Linked DNA regions of Homo sapiens: all the other regions are linked to region 1. Evidence: chromatin contacts called from ENCODE Hi-C or POLR2A ChIA-PET data. All regions are on one chromosome and are shown on one strand. The core of a region is the stretch at or near the end of the contact, and the rest is flanking DNA. Distances in the headings are between cores, read along the strand shown.

Evidence for each region. A loop is a pair of places that touch in the nucleus more often than their neighbours do. ChIA-PET counts read pairs that join two places held with the same protein, here RNA polymerase II (POLR2A). Pooled maps may share reads with other maps.
Region 2: a loop to region 1 is called in a map of ascending aorta, with 7 times the contacts of the local background. The contact joins the promoter of SRSF10 here to the promoter of ASAP3 in region 1. A Hi-C loop is called at or near these places in 1 of 168 maps with a recorded cell type or tissue (ascending aorta) and 6 of 50 pooled maps. POLR2A ChIA-PET finds 5 or more read pairs at or near these places in 4 of 52 experiments (WTC11, activated CD4-positive, alpha-beta T cell, activated T-cell and 1 more).
Region 3: a pooled map shows a loop between it and region 1 (6-fold over the local background). The contact joins the promoter of HMGCL here to the promoter of ASAP3 in region 1. A Hi-C loop is called at or near these places in 5 of 50 pooled maps. POLR2A ChIA-PET finds 5 or more read pairs at or near these places in 6 of 52 experiments (GM10248, HEK293T, K562 and 3 more).
Region 4: a loop to region 1 is called in a pooled map, with 5 times the contacts of the local background. The contact joins the promoter of LYPLA2 here to the promoter of ASAP3 in region 1. A Hi-C loop is called at or near these places in 1 of 168 maps with a recorded cell type or tissue (B cell) and 8 of 50 pooled maps. POLR2A ChIA-PET finds 5 or more read pairs at or near these places in 5 of 52 experiments (B cell, GM12878, HepG2 and 2 more).
Region 5: a pooled map shows a loop between it and region 1 (2.2-fold over the local background). The contact joins the promoter of HTR1D here to the promoter of ASAP3 in region 1. A Hi-C loop is called at or near these places in 3 of 50 pooled maps. POLR2A ChIA-PET finds 5 or more read pairs at or near these places in 2 of 52 experiments (AG04449 and H1).

Annotation. Positions count from the first base shown.
Region 1 is chr1:23,482,895-23,485,454 of GRCh38, forward strand. ASAP3 (ArfGAP with SH3 domain, ankyrin repeat and PH domain 3) reads right to left here and starts at 1,285. Exons shown (of 25, transcript NM_017707.4): 1 at 1,111-1,285. The coding sequence starts at 1,239. RefSeq lists silencers at 1,120-1,569, 1,690-1,799, 1,810-1,859 and an enhancer at 2,050-2,149.
Region 2 is chr1:23,979,041-23,981,600 of GRCh38, forward strand. It overlaps SRSF10 (serine and arginine rich splicing factor 10), which reads right to left and starts at 1,287. Exons shown (of 6, transcript NM_054016.4): 1 at 1,151-1,287. The coding sequence starts at 1,215. RefSeq lists enhancers at 514-1,504, 742-791, 1,222-1,551, 1,505-2,495, 1,562-1,611.
Region 3 is chr1:23,824,139-23,826,698 of GRCh38, forward strand. It overlaps HMGCL (3-hydroxy-3-methylglutaryl-CoA lyase), which reads right to left and starts at 1,291. Exons shown (of 9, transcript NM_000191.3): 1 at 1,218-1,291. The coding sequence starts at 1,277. LOC105376861 (a long non-coding RNA gene) reads right to left here. Exons shown (of 3, transcript XR_947068.2): 2 at 1,946-2,045; 3 at 1,402-1,450. RefSeq lists an enhancer at 1,292-2,160.
Region 4 is chr1:23,789,855-23,792,414 of GRCh38, forward strand. It overlaps LYPLA2 (lysophospholipase 2), which reads left to right and starts at 1,291. Exons shown (of 10, transcript NM_007260.3): 1 at 1,291-1,396. It overlaps LOC105376860 (a long non-coding RNA gene), which reads right to left. Exons shown (of 2, transcript XR_947067.3): 2 at 760-936. RefSeq lists a silencer at 1,469-1,528.
Region 5 is chr1:23,216,232-23,218,791 of GRCh38, forward strand. HTR1D (5-hydroxytryptamine receptor 1D) reads right to left here and starts at 1,271. Exons shown (of 2, transcript NM_000864.5): 1 at 1,060-1,271.

The DNA.
Region 1 (2,560 bases), core at 35-2,534:
TGAGCCAAGATCGCGTCACTGCACTCCAGCCTGGGCGACACAGCGAGACTCCGTCTCAAAAAAAAAAAAGGAAAGAAAAAAGGTCTGCCTTCCCCAAAGTCGATGCTCCTTCCACAATCCTCTATCACCCTTACAAAGTGATACAAACAGACTCCGAGATGGAGGGTCACCCTGACAAGAGAGAAGAGGACAGATTTCCTGACACTGGCGCAGGGTGTTATGAACTACTGAGCTTTGTATCTGCCACGCAGTGGGTGCCTAGTACACTTAAGGTGAAGGGTGGAAGGCTAGAGCCGTTGCTGAGGTCCAAAATGCCACCCAAATTGAGGGCATCCTTTGGATGGGGAGCTGCAAAAACACATTATTCTCCGTTGGACCAAGGCCACGGGGTGTCTGTCCTAGAATATTCTTTGCAGAGGAGCTGCGGAAAGCTGCAGCAGGTTCAGAGAAGAGGAATGGAAGGAACTCCGAAGAGCATGGGAATGGGGTGGGGCAGCCTGCAAGACCGAAAGAAAAGGCCTGGGACGCTTTGCTGGGAAAGACAAAGAGGAGAGGGGAGGGGAGAGGAGACGATAAACTTGCCAACAGCCCGGCCAAGGTGAACCCCGGCTCCTGGCGCCTTCCCATCCGCATTCATTCCACAAACGCGGGCCAAATCTCCGAACCAGCCGCAAGCGGGAGGGGGCCTCTCTGCAGCCGGGGGGAAGAAAGTTCAGGACTGAGGCGGGAAGCCTGCCTCTCAGAAGGGGAGTGACTCGGGGGGCACACTTGTGGGGCTCCGAAGATGAAAACGCAAACTGAGGCTGGAAGGCGCTAGGCAAACACATATGTGATGAGGCGGTCACGCGGGGCACTTGGGGTACGTCCCCCGACCTGTGGAGTTTGTCATCGAAGAGACCTCGAGGCCCCCCAAAACGGTCCCTCGGGCCTTCCCCCGCCTCGACGGTGAGGACGCAGCTGTTGGAGATGCGCTCGGTCCTCCCAGACCTAGGGAGGGGGCAGGTTTCGGGGCGCGGTGAAGGGCCATCGCAGCTCGGGTGCGACACGCCTGTGGAGGTCAAGGCCAGGCCCGGCGCCGACCCCCGACCCCTCCCGCCTCGGCCCCCTCACCTCCTCCCGCGCCAGCGCCGCCCCTCGGTACCGGGGCATCTTGGCGGCGAAGGCGGCGGCCCCAGCCGGGGAGCTGAGGTCCTCCGCGGTGACGGCCAGGAACTCGGCGACGCTGAACTGCTCCGGCATGGCGGGCGCGAGCGTGGAGCTGCCGGAGCGGGGCGCGGGGGGCACTGAGCTGCTCCGCGCTGAGCCGGCCTCACCGCCGGCCGGGGGCGCCGTCCCGGCCTCCACACGCCCCGCCCCTCCGCACGCCCCGCCCCCGACCCTCCAGCCGCTCTCCGCTCCTCAGCTGGGACGGCCCCGCCCCCGGCTCCTCGCCTTCCTCCACCGCCAAGGTCCAGGCTCCGGCCCCGGTCCCGGCCCCGCACCGCGTCAGGCCGCTTCCCCGGCCCCTCGCCGGCCCCCTAGGCCACGCCCCCAGCCCCTCACCGCCTCAGACCCCGCCCCCTGGCGCGATGCCCCACCCCTGGCCTCAGTAGAAACTCCTCCGCCTTCCCCCATCCCTGCCCCTTCAGGGCTCTGTCCCGTTTCATCCCGCTCTGGGTCTTCCAAATCCTCCTCCCTTGCACGGCCCAGGCTGTTCCATCTCCGCGTCGAGTCTTAGAGCCCCCTCCCTCTTCCTCCCTCCTCTGCTGATTCGTTCCGAGTTCCCCATGACCTCGCCCCTTCTGCCCTACCACCCCCCCGCCACCCTTCCCTCCTCTCTCCCCAGTCCCGCCCAATCTCCTTGCCTCGCTCCGCCCCGAATCGCCCCACCCCTCCTTTGCTGCGTACGCCCAGCTCTCAGCCTCAGCTTTGCAGGCATCCGGAGACTCCCTCCTGATAACCCCCGCCGCCCCGGGGATGTGTGGATCGGGGCCCCTGGCTAGCTGTGTGACTTGGGGAAAATTACTTCTCTTCTGGAACCTCAGTTTCCTTATCTGTACAATGGGAAGCCTGATGCCCGCTTGATTGTGATGTTGCGAAGAACCGAACACGTGCGTGTACTAGTTCCCTCTTACCCGACCATAGATCGCACCCACGCCTTTACTCTTCCTGCTCCTGCCTTTCACCCCTTAATCTGGCTCACCATCCTTTGGGGCGGATGAGGGATGGGGTTCAGGATAGAAATCCACTTAGGTTTAGTTCTGAAGCCTGAGGTCCTCTGGGGAAAAGTTCTCCAAGTAAAAAGCTAGGAAAGCACCGCAGCAAGGAACATTGGTTTTGGAGTCAGAGGAACCTAGATTCCAATCTTGGTTACTTTGGATAAATTGCTTGCTTCTCTAAGCCTGCATTTCCCCCTCTTAAAATGGCCTCATGGTATTTTACCCCACAGGGCGGCGATTGAGAGAATCTTTTCTTTTCTCGCACAGAAAAGAAAAGAAAAGAAAAAATCCGGAAAGATATGCACTAAAATGTTGCACCAGCAACATTTTATGCACTAGCTGAAGACAGATATGCACTAGCT
Region 2 (2,560 bases), core at 37-2,536, 500 kb after region 1:
GTTGTATATAAGCCTTGTTTTTTTTTTTTTTTTTACTTTTACAGCATCAAATCGACTCTAGCACTCTGAAAAATACCAAGCACTTATTTTTACTCCCCAATTTTAGCGACAGATTTACACACTTAACAGTAGATAAATATGGTCTGAAAAAGTCACAAATATCGAACTTCTTAAATAGTTAAGTGTCAAGATGACGTAAAGAGAAAATTTCTCTAGATGCTAACGTAACTATTAGAAATTATGGAAAGAATTATTTATGGAAAGAATTATTGCTTTCTTTCCTTCTTAAATTTAAGACAAAAGCAAATCACAAAGCTAGCAAAAAACCCCCACGAAACACCAAAAACCCAAACCACTTATTTTCTGTGTGTAGATTCATTATTTGTGAAATAAAAAGCCTCATCTTGTAGTAAGAACTCTTCCAAAATAATCTGAAGGCAACTCGAAACAAGGGAATGGTGAGAACAAAGCCTATTTAAGGTACGTCTGAATTAATCTAACTTAGCTGTCAACGTCCTAATGACTGACGCTTCCCAAACCTCCCTTTTCAAAGGGTGACCAGAATTTCCAGGAAATAAGAAAAACTACTCGCAACATTTAACTGGAAAAATCTAACTCCCCAAATCTCAACGCTCCCTTTCTCCAAACACCTCCAACTGATTAAAACCCCCAAATATTAACAACGGCAACAACAACAAAGATAAATGGTAGCAACATTCCTCTCCCTCGATCCCGTTATTTCATCTCACTATTTTTTGGCTGGGGAAAAAAAAAAATCTCTGGGCCAAGGGGGCGTGAACCTCGAAGAATGTGAACTTCAAATCAATGGGGGGCGGCCGTCGGGTCGCGGAAAGGCCGCGGCGGGGGGCTGCTCGCGCCGGCAGGAAGCAGGGAGAAAGGGGCTGCAAACTGCGGAGGGGGAGGGGGACCGAAAAACCCCGCCACGCGGCCCGGCGAAGGCAGAGGCGCCGCCCTCGCTCCCACGCGGCGGCTGAGGCCCGCTGCGCGGCCTAGTTCGGCGCCAAAGCGGGCGCGGGACCCGCCATCTTCACTCCGTCCCCTCCCCCGGCCCAGTGCCGCCACCACCAGGGTCCTCTCCAGGCGCCTGCGGCCTCCCCGCCTAGGCCCGGAGTACCTGCCTTGTACCTACCTGGTGTCGTCGGCCACGTTCCTGACGAACAGAGACGTGTTGGGGGGACGCAGGTAGCGGGACATGGCGGCGGCGTGTCTCGGCCGGGCGCACTAACGGGCTCAGCAAACCGTCCGCGGCTCAGGCGGCCGAGCCTCAGACACACACAGCTAGAGGGCTCTGCTACGGCAACCGACTCTTCTCGCGAGACTTCACTCCCGCCTCCACTTCCCCCTCCTACCTCCGCGCAAAGTCGGGCGCAACGGTTCTTTCCCGCGAGAACACCAGGCGTCCGCCTGCGCATGCGGAGGGCTGGCGCACGCGCCTCAGCGTCGGTGTCATTCGTTGGCTTCTTGCGGTGCCTCTTACCCTCCCCCAAGCCTGTTCTTTCTTTCTTTAGGTCTTCATTTCCCGCCGTTTTCTACCTTACACTCCACTTCATCTCCACCCCCAAATCAGGAAGCAGATGTTTTAGTCTCTAGGCCAAACTTTGCGGTTACTACTAAATGGACAGATTTTTAAACTATTTAGTTCAGAGAGGCTGCCTTAAATTTCCCGGTTGGTCCAAGTTAATGTCCTGCTTTTATTTTGCCTTAAATTTCCCGTTTGGTCCAGGTTATGCCCTGACCTGCGAAAGAAGGATTTACAGCTTGTATTGAGTGTGTAAAGGAAGGAGGTGTGTGCCCTTGCGCAGAGCTGGGCCTGTCTCTCCAGTGTTTTCAGCCTGCCTTTGCCCCTCACCCACACCCTAGCCATCTCCACTTAGTCACGCATTTGGCTCCCAACCTGGGTGGGACCAAACCTCACACTGTAGGTTCATGACTGTGGTCATTTGTAGTGTATTCTTTGTTGCTGACGGCTTCCTGGGTATGCATCGGACCTGTATTGCAGCAGTTCTCAAACTTTTTGGTCTCAGAACGCCTTTATATTCTTGTGTATTACGGAAGATTCCAAAGAGCTTTTTTTAAAAAAAGTGTGGGTTATACCTATTAATAAATAGTTAATGAGAACTTAAAATAGAGGAAACTTCGGCTGGGCTCGGTGGCTCACGCCTGTAATCCCTCCCTGTACTTTGGGAGGCCGAGGCGGGCAGATCACGAGGTCAAGAGTTTGAGACCAGCCTGACCAACACAGTGAAACCCCATCTCTACTAAAAATACAAAAATTAGCCAGGCGTAGTGGCGCGCGCCTGTAATCCCAGCTACTTGGGAGGCTGGGGCAGAAGAATCGCTTGAACTCGGGAGGCAGAGGTTGCAGTGAGCCGAGATTGCACCACTGCATTCCAGCCTGGGCGACAGGGTGAGACTCCGTCTCAAAAAAGAAAAAAAAAAAAAATAGAGAAAACTTTGACACACTCCACTACCCTTTATCACACATCATGTACCCTCTGGAAAACTCCACGTTTGTAAGAGAATGAGCATGAAAATAGCA
Region 3 (2,560 bases), core at 41-2,540, 340 kb after region 1:
TCCTGAGGTATGGTGTACCTGCATCAACACCAACAGCGAATACTGACTAAACCCAGTGTTAAACTACAGGCCAGGGACTATTATTATCCCAACTCCGTAGGTGAAGAAACTAAGCCTCAGAAAGGTTACCCAAAAATCACAATTAGAAAGTGACAGAGCTTGGACTTGAACCCATATCTAGGCCTAATACTAATACTGGTTCCTATGCTTGGAACCCCATGGAGGGCCATCTCATTACACCAAATATTTCTTAAAAGCTTATTAATATCTACTATTGCGTTTAACTTTCCAAGTTGGAATTGCCATCTTCATTTTACACATGAGCAGGTGGTGCAGGTGAATGGCCAAGTAAAGATATTAACGTGGCTTTCTGAGAGGGACCCAGTGCCAGGAGTGTATTTTTCCCTCTATACAGTTATAACTCCTTCTCAACTCCCTAAGGTAAAAATACCACCACCGACTGATCACTTATTAGGAGCCAGAACACTGCCAGATGTGTTACTTACATTTTCTCTAATTTCCAAAACAACCCCAAGGGAATGTTGTCCGTTTTACAGACGAAAGAGCTGAGGTTTAGAGAAAGTAAATAACTATGTCATTAAGTCTAGAAAGTGGCAGAACTATTGGGACACCCTAGCTTCAGCTTTTATTTTTTCTGCTCCATACAGCTACGTCTCCCACACTTTTTCTGCGCTGAGAATGGGAGAGGGGAAAACATCAGGATCGAACAGGATCAAAGTGCAATTCCAAGGGAATCACAGCTTGGCTCCAATCAACGCAAGTCCCGCTCGGTAGGCTGGGATAGTTCCCCAAGCATCTCTAAAAGCAACAACAGTTGGAAATGGAGACGAAGGAAATGGAAGCGTGTTCTTGATTTTCACTAATGAAGAGTTGGAGAGGTCTGAAGTTCAATTAGAGGGAGAAAGGGGCCAGGGTCATCGGAAAGGGCCCTGGGCGGGGAATCAGGGCACCTAGGATGGCGTCCCAGGTCTCCATGACCCAGACAAGTCACTCCACCTCTCCGGACCTCAGTTTTCCCATCCCCTTCAAAGGATTTGAGGGGAAAAGGGAGGGTCCAGGACTCCAACGCCCTCCCGACTCTGGCCTGAGAGCTGTCCGGCCTCGCCTCTAAGAGAGCAGTCACCACGGGCCAAGCCCCCAACCCTGACAGTCAGAGTGCCTGCAGGGCCGCCGCCTCGGCGGCTCGGGGCACTTACAGCCCGGAGGGACGCCAAGCCCACCAGTCGCCGCGGAAGCGCCTTCCTCATTGCTGCCATCTTGGCCCAGAATCCCCCGCGGCAGTCCAGCTGGGCCCCGCGTGACCGATGGCTCGTCTGGTGGGCGCGGCCCCGCCCCCGCCCCTCCGCCGTGACTTCCGAAGCTGGCTCCACCCCCAGCCTCTCTCCGTTTTGATTCCGAGCGCCTCTTCCATGCCAGGCCAAGTGAGACGCTAGGAATATAAAGATGAACAGAATCAGCCTGGACACCATGTAATCCTAGCACTTTGGGAGACCGAGGCGGGTAGATCACCTGAGGTCAGGAATTCGAGACCAGCCTGGCTAACATGGCGAAACCCCCGTCTCTCCAAAAAATCCAAAAAAAAAAAAAAAAAAAAAAAAAAAAAAAAAAAGCCGGGCGTGGTGGTGGGCGCCTGTAATCCCAGCTACTTGGGAAGCTGAGGCAGGAGAATTGTTTGAACCCGGGAGGCGAGGTTGCAGCGAGCGGAGATCGTGCCACTGCACTCCAGCCTGGGCGACACAGTGAGAGCCTGTCCAAAACAAAAAACCCAAAACCAAACAAACAAAAACATGAAAAGAAATTAACCAAATTCTGTGGCTTCTTGTGTTTAGAGTGTGGGAGGTGTGAGGAGACACATATTAATAGTTACACAAACAGTTGTGTCATTTCTAACTTGCACTATAAGAAGCAACGATTTGCTACTCACTGTTCCGAGTTCTTAGCACGGATTAACTCACGCATCACGATCTTCAGGATTCAAACACAGGCAGGCAGCTCCAGAGAGGGGGCATCCTTAGATTTCATACCTTAAAAAAATGATTAAGATTTATCTAGGTGTACTTTCTGAAGGGCTGAAAAAAAAAAAAATCTATCCAGGTGAAGAGGATACAAGAAAAACTTTCCAGACGGTGTAGCATTCGCAATGGCCCTGAGGCAAAGAAAATGCTGAGAACACTGTTTTTCTCTCTTTTGTTTTGTTGGTTTGTTTTGTTTGTTTGAGATGGAGTCTCACTCTGTCACCCAGGTTGGAGTGCAGTGGCGCGATTTCGGCTCACTGCAACCTCCGCCTCCCGAGTTCAAGAGAGTCTCGTGCCTCAGTCTCCCGAGTAGCTGGGATTACAGGTGTGCACCACCACGCCTGGCTAATTTTAGTGTTTTTAGTAGAAACGAGGTTTCACCGTGTTGGCCAGGCTGGTCTCAAATTCCTGACCTCAGGTGATCCGCCCGCCTTGGCCTCCCAAAATGCTGGGATTACAGGCGAGAGCCACCGCCCCCGGCCAGAGCACTGTTTTCAAACTGTATGTTGTACCCCACTAATTGG
Region 4 (2,560 bases), core at 41-2,540, 310 kb after region 1:
TGTTGAGCTTCCAACTTTGTACTGTTTTCTTTTTCTTTTCTTTCTTTTTTTTTTTTTTTTTTTTTTGAGACAGAGTCTCGCTTTGTTGCCCAGGCTGGAGTGTAGTGGCACTATCTTGGCTCACTGCAAGCTCCGCCTCCCGGGTTCACGCCATTCTCCTGCCTCAGCCTCCCCCCGAGTAGCTAGGACTACAGGCGCCCGCCACAGCGCCAGGCTAATTTTTTGTATTTTTAGTAGAGACAGGGTTTCACCGTGTTAGCCAGGATGGTCTCGATCTCCTGACCTCGTGATCCGCCCGCCTCAGCCTCCCAAAGTGCTGGGATTACAGGAGTGAGCCACCGCGCCTGGCTGTACTGTTTTCTTTCTGTTCAAAGAAAACACTAGTATAGGTTAGGCTGGGAGAGTGAGTCCTAAGCGGCTGAGGGTCAAGTGTGACTCATTTCCTATTTGCAGATCCCCACACATTCTCAGGGACATGCTCCTTCAACTCAGTTTGCCTGCCTTCTGACTTTTCTGTGGTCCCTGATACCTATTTCCACTTCAGCTTGATGGCAGCGTTTTGTGCACTGTCTGCATGACATTGCTTGTGAAGGGCAGCGCTAACACTGCCAGTGCCTGTCCAGCTCTCCTGATACGGCCTTTGTATTTTTCCTAGGTCCTTTTTTGCGTGATTAACACCTCACGCTGTGATTTTACTGTATAAACCATGTTCACACAACCTCATTTAAGCCTACCAACAAAGCTGTGAAGGAGGCAGGGTGGTTATTACCATTTTATATATCAGGAAGCAGATCCAGAGAGGCAGAATTTAAATGGAATCCCGAGGTTGCTGTTTACATGCCTTCCTTGAGCCTCAGTTTCCCCATCTTCAAGGCTGGAGAACTAGATGATCTGTAAGGTCTCTTCGGTTCAGAGTGTGTCATTCCATTCATGATCCTGGAATAGGGCATGAAAGCCAGTGGCAGACACCCGAGGCCTTAAGAGGTGTGTCCCATGAGGATGGGAAGGTGGTAAAGTTTATGCAAACAATAGTGTGAGGGATGCCTCTCCTTCCGGTCGGCCCTCCTCCAGGAGGCGCATGGGTGGTGGTAGCAAGTGGGAGTCTTGGGTGCCCTGTCTCGAATCTACAAGGTGGGAGCGGGTGAGAACCCAGCGACTGCGCGGCTGAATGACAGGGAGTAGCCCCGCCGCCTCCAACATGGCAGCTTCTATCCAGCGAAGCCGGGTCCCCGCTTCCGGGTTCCGTACTGTCGGCCAGGCTACTTCCGGCAGCGCGATGGCTGGGTTCCCGGGACTCGAACGGAAGTTCCGGCGGGGGCGGCCGAGGGGGAAGAGTGTGTCTGCGGGAGAAAGAGGAGAATCGCCCAAGCGGCCTCGGAAGTCCCAGGGAGTGGAGGTACCCAGCCGGCGGCTGCGGAGGATGGGCGTGTAGGGGGAGGTCGGCCTCGGGAGGGTCCCGGAGAGCGGGGAGGGGGAACCGTGATGGGGGGGATGGGGGTGGGGAGTGAGGTGCGAAGGCGCTGTCCAGTCTTGGGGACTTCGGGAGTGGAGCGGGGCTAGGCAAGGGGGTGTCTGAGTATAAAGAGACAGACTTCAGGGTCGGAAATAGAAGAGCCCATTGTGGGGCGGGGGCTTCCCCAGAGTCAAAGGTACAAAGCTTTATTGTGGGCAGGTGGGAGTCCTGGGTCAGGGTAGAAAATTTCACTGGGTAGGGTGACCTTTGGTCAGAACAGAAGTTCCCATTGTGGGGAGCGGGAGATCCTGGGTCAGGGTGGAAGTTCTCAAGGTGTATAGAGAGAGACAGGTCAGGGGGAAGGCACCCCTCCGAGGAGGGAGCCTGGGCGGGAGGTGCAAGTCCCCACGGTGGAGAAGGAAGGGAATCGCAGCTCAGGGCAGGAGGTGCATTCCCCATGGGAAGAGGAACCCCGGGTCACAGGTGAACGATCCCATTGTGGGGAGCTGCCCTCAGGGGTCAGAGATGGAAGGTGAGGCCAGTTGGGAGGGGTGGGCAGGCACTTGAGGCAGGTAGTGGAAGCTTCCGGCGAGTTTGGAGGACGCCGAGGATGGGGAGGGGCCAGCCAGCCTGACATTCTTTTGTGTGTTTGGGAGTCCCAGAGCGTGGTCAAGCCAGGGCTCGTTTGCAGTCAGTGGCAGCAGCAGCAGGTAGCTCCGTTTAGGGGGGGCGTGGAGCACCAGTTTGGGGGTGGGTGGAGTTCTTACGCTTTCTGGGGACATGGGCAGCCCCCTGGGGGTCTGGGAATGGATGGGCCAGAAACTGCTGTGAAGGCTGGATGGGGGCTGGGTGGGGGGAGGTTGAGATGGGGGTTGGAGGCGGCACTGAGTAGGGGATGGAAGCTCCTTTCCCTGGCACTTTTCTCTCCATTTCCCATAGGGCCCGGAGTTGGGGAGGCAGGGACCCAGGGATGATTGGAGAGGAGGGGGAAGGCACTCACCCCTGAGGAGTTAGAGGGGGAATGAAGCAGGCGTGCCGCTGCCTCCCCTCTGCCCCCTGCCCTACAGTCCCTATGCCCTGCCTCTGCCTGTCTCCAGCAAGCTCAGG
Region 5 (2,560 bases), core at 21-2,520, 270 kb before region 1:
GGAAGAGTGGAGGGGTTGCTGCTGCTGCTACTCAGAGAAATGATGGCCACTAGTGGCTGAGCTCTGGTTTGGAGCCAGGGGCTGTGCTGAGTGACAATCCCATTAGATTTGTACAGTAAGCCTGTGGGGTGAGAATTGTTGTCCCCACTTCATATGGGAGGAAACCACACCTCAAAGAAGGTAAGGGCTTTCCTGAGATCACACAGCTAGTAGGTGGCCAAGGCCAGTTTGCTAATGCAACCGGGACCCTGACTGAGAGCCCTGCTCTTAATCCCGAACTTTCCCAGACCTGGGGACTTTAGTCTTAGATTCTTCTACTGGTAGTGTGACCTTGGGCAAGACGGATTCCCCACTCTCCCCATTTGTAATAAAGCAGATTTCTCAGTGCCCTTCCAGTTCCGGCATTATGTGATTAGCTAGGATTTATACAGAACTTTACAGTTTCTAAAAAAAGCATCTAGCGGGGATCTCACTTATTTCCAGGGACCCTGCAAAGTGAGAGAATGCCCCTCTATTTGACAGACGTGCAAACTGAGGCTTGGAGAGATGCAGTGACCTGCCCAAGGTCACAGAGCCGGTCAGCCCCAGCCCGGAGCCAGCCGGGGCTCCACACCGGACCCCCTTCAACTCTCTCCAGAGAGGGGAGGCCCCTCCGCGGCGCCGCGCCCGAACCTGGCCAGCAGGGGGCAGCGCCCGGCTTCCCTTGGCGCCCGGGGCCCCTCGGGGGGCGTCGCGGTCCCCGGCCCGGGGGTGCTTCCTGCCCCTCCAGTTCTCGCCTGGGCGCTGGGCACCCCCAACGCGCGCGTGGGATCCCGCAGCCTCCCTGGGCGCTGCCTCAGTCCTCCCTTTTCTCCCGGGGCTCTGGACGGCCACCCCCGGTGGCCTCCCTCCGGCCGGGCAGGTCCTCCGGGACCCTCTCCCTGGCGCGCGCCCGTCCGAGGGCACAGAGAGGCGGGACGCCCCGGGCCCCCGAGGCCCCAGGAGGGGCGCCGCTCCCGGCCTCAGTTCCCCGCGGACGGCCGCTGGGGCCAGGCTGCAGACGCGGCCCCGAGAGCTTACCCGCTGCCCGGCGGGCAGGTGCGCACACCCGGCGTACCCGCCCGATCCACTTCCTCGCGCGGCGTCTCCCCGTCGCGGCCGCCTTGTCTCCGCCGCGACCCCCGCCGAACTCGGGGGCCGCCCGCCCCGCCGCCCCGGGGCCCTTTCCGGCTCGCGCCCTCGCGATCCCGCACCTGCCTCCGCCTCTCCCAGAGCCCTGCGGCTCCTTCTCCGCGCTCCCCTTCCCGCGCCCGCCGCTCCTCCTTGCTCCCTCCTCCAGCTCCTCCCTCGCCGGGCTCCCTCCCTACTCGGCCCCCCGCCCGCCCGGAGGAAGGCTTGGCCCCCGGCCTCCCCGCTCGGGATGGTCCGGAGCTCCGAGCCCCGGCCTGCGACTCGTAGCAGCCCCCGCCCAGCACCCGGGGTGGGTACGCGCAGCGGAAGGGAGGTGGAAAAGGCCCCGGGCCAGCGCTCTCCGGCCCCCACCTGTAGGAGGGCAGGTGGGCTGGCTCTGGGGTAGGGGTCTGCAGGGAGGTGGGCCATGCCCAGAGACACTTGGTGAAAGTCCAGCCTCCCCTATCCGTCCGGGTCCCCGGTGTTCATTCCTAGTTGGATTTTTGTTTTCTTCGTCTAACAAATATTGATTGATCTACTGTGTCAGGCATGTTCTAGGCACTGGGGATACAGCAGTGAACAAAACAGAGGTAGACCTAAGGGAGCTTCCGTTCTGTTGCGGGGAGACAACACATTTAATACGCAAAATGCATAAAATATTTATAGAGGTAAAGGGTAGGGAGGATAAGAAAGCAGAGAAAGAAGGTAGGGAGTGGAAGTGAGGGCTCAGGGGCACCTCCCTGCAAAAGTAGCATTTGAGCAAAGTTAGGAGGTGAAGGAGTGGGTCTTGGGAAAGACCCTGAGCCGGATGGTGTCCAAGCTGGATGAATGGAAGGGGGCGGGGGGGGGGGGCGGTCAGAGAGGTAGGGGAGGGACAGCTCCCAGCATCCTTCAAAGGACAGATTCCGAGTGCCAGCCCCCAGCCCCCAGCAGGTGTTTGGGATGCTGAGATGAACCAGCCTGGTTGCAGAGAACCAGGGGAGAGAGAAGACTTGAGCACAAAGACAGGACCAGCAAGAGGCTTCCACTGAAGACAGTGAAGAGGCACGAACACCGGCCATGGCTTGTGTCCAGGTTTCTCGCAGCTCATGAGGAACTGGCCTTGCCTTCTGTGTCCTTACCGGTTTTTTGGTTGGTTGGTTGGTTGGTTGGTTGGTTGGTTTGGAGACGGAGTCTTGCTCTGTCGCCCAGGCTGGAGCGCAGTGGCGCGATCTCGGCTCACTGCCACCTCCGCCTCCCGGGTTCAAGCGATTCTCCTGCCTCAGCCTCCTGAGTAGCTGGGACTACAGAAGCGTGCCACCTGCCCGGCTAATTTTTTGTATTTTTAATAGAGACGGGGTTTCACCGTATTAGCCAGGATGGTCTGCATCTTCTGACCTCGTGATCCGCCCGCCTCGGCCTCCCATAGTGC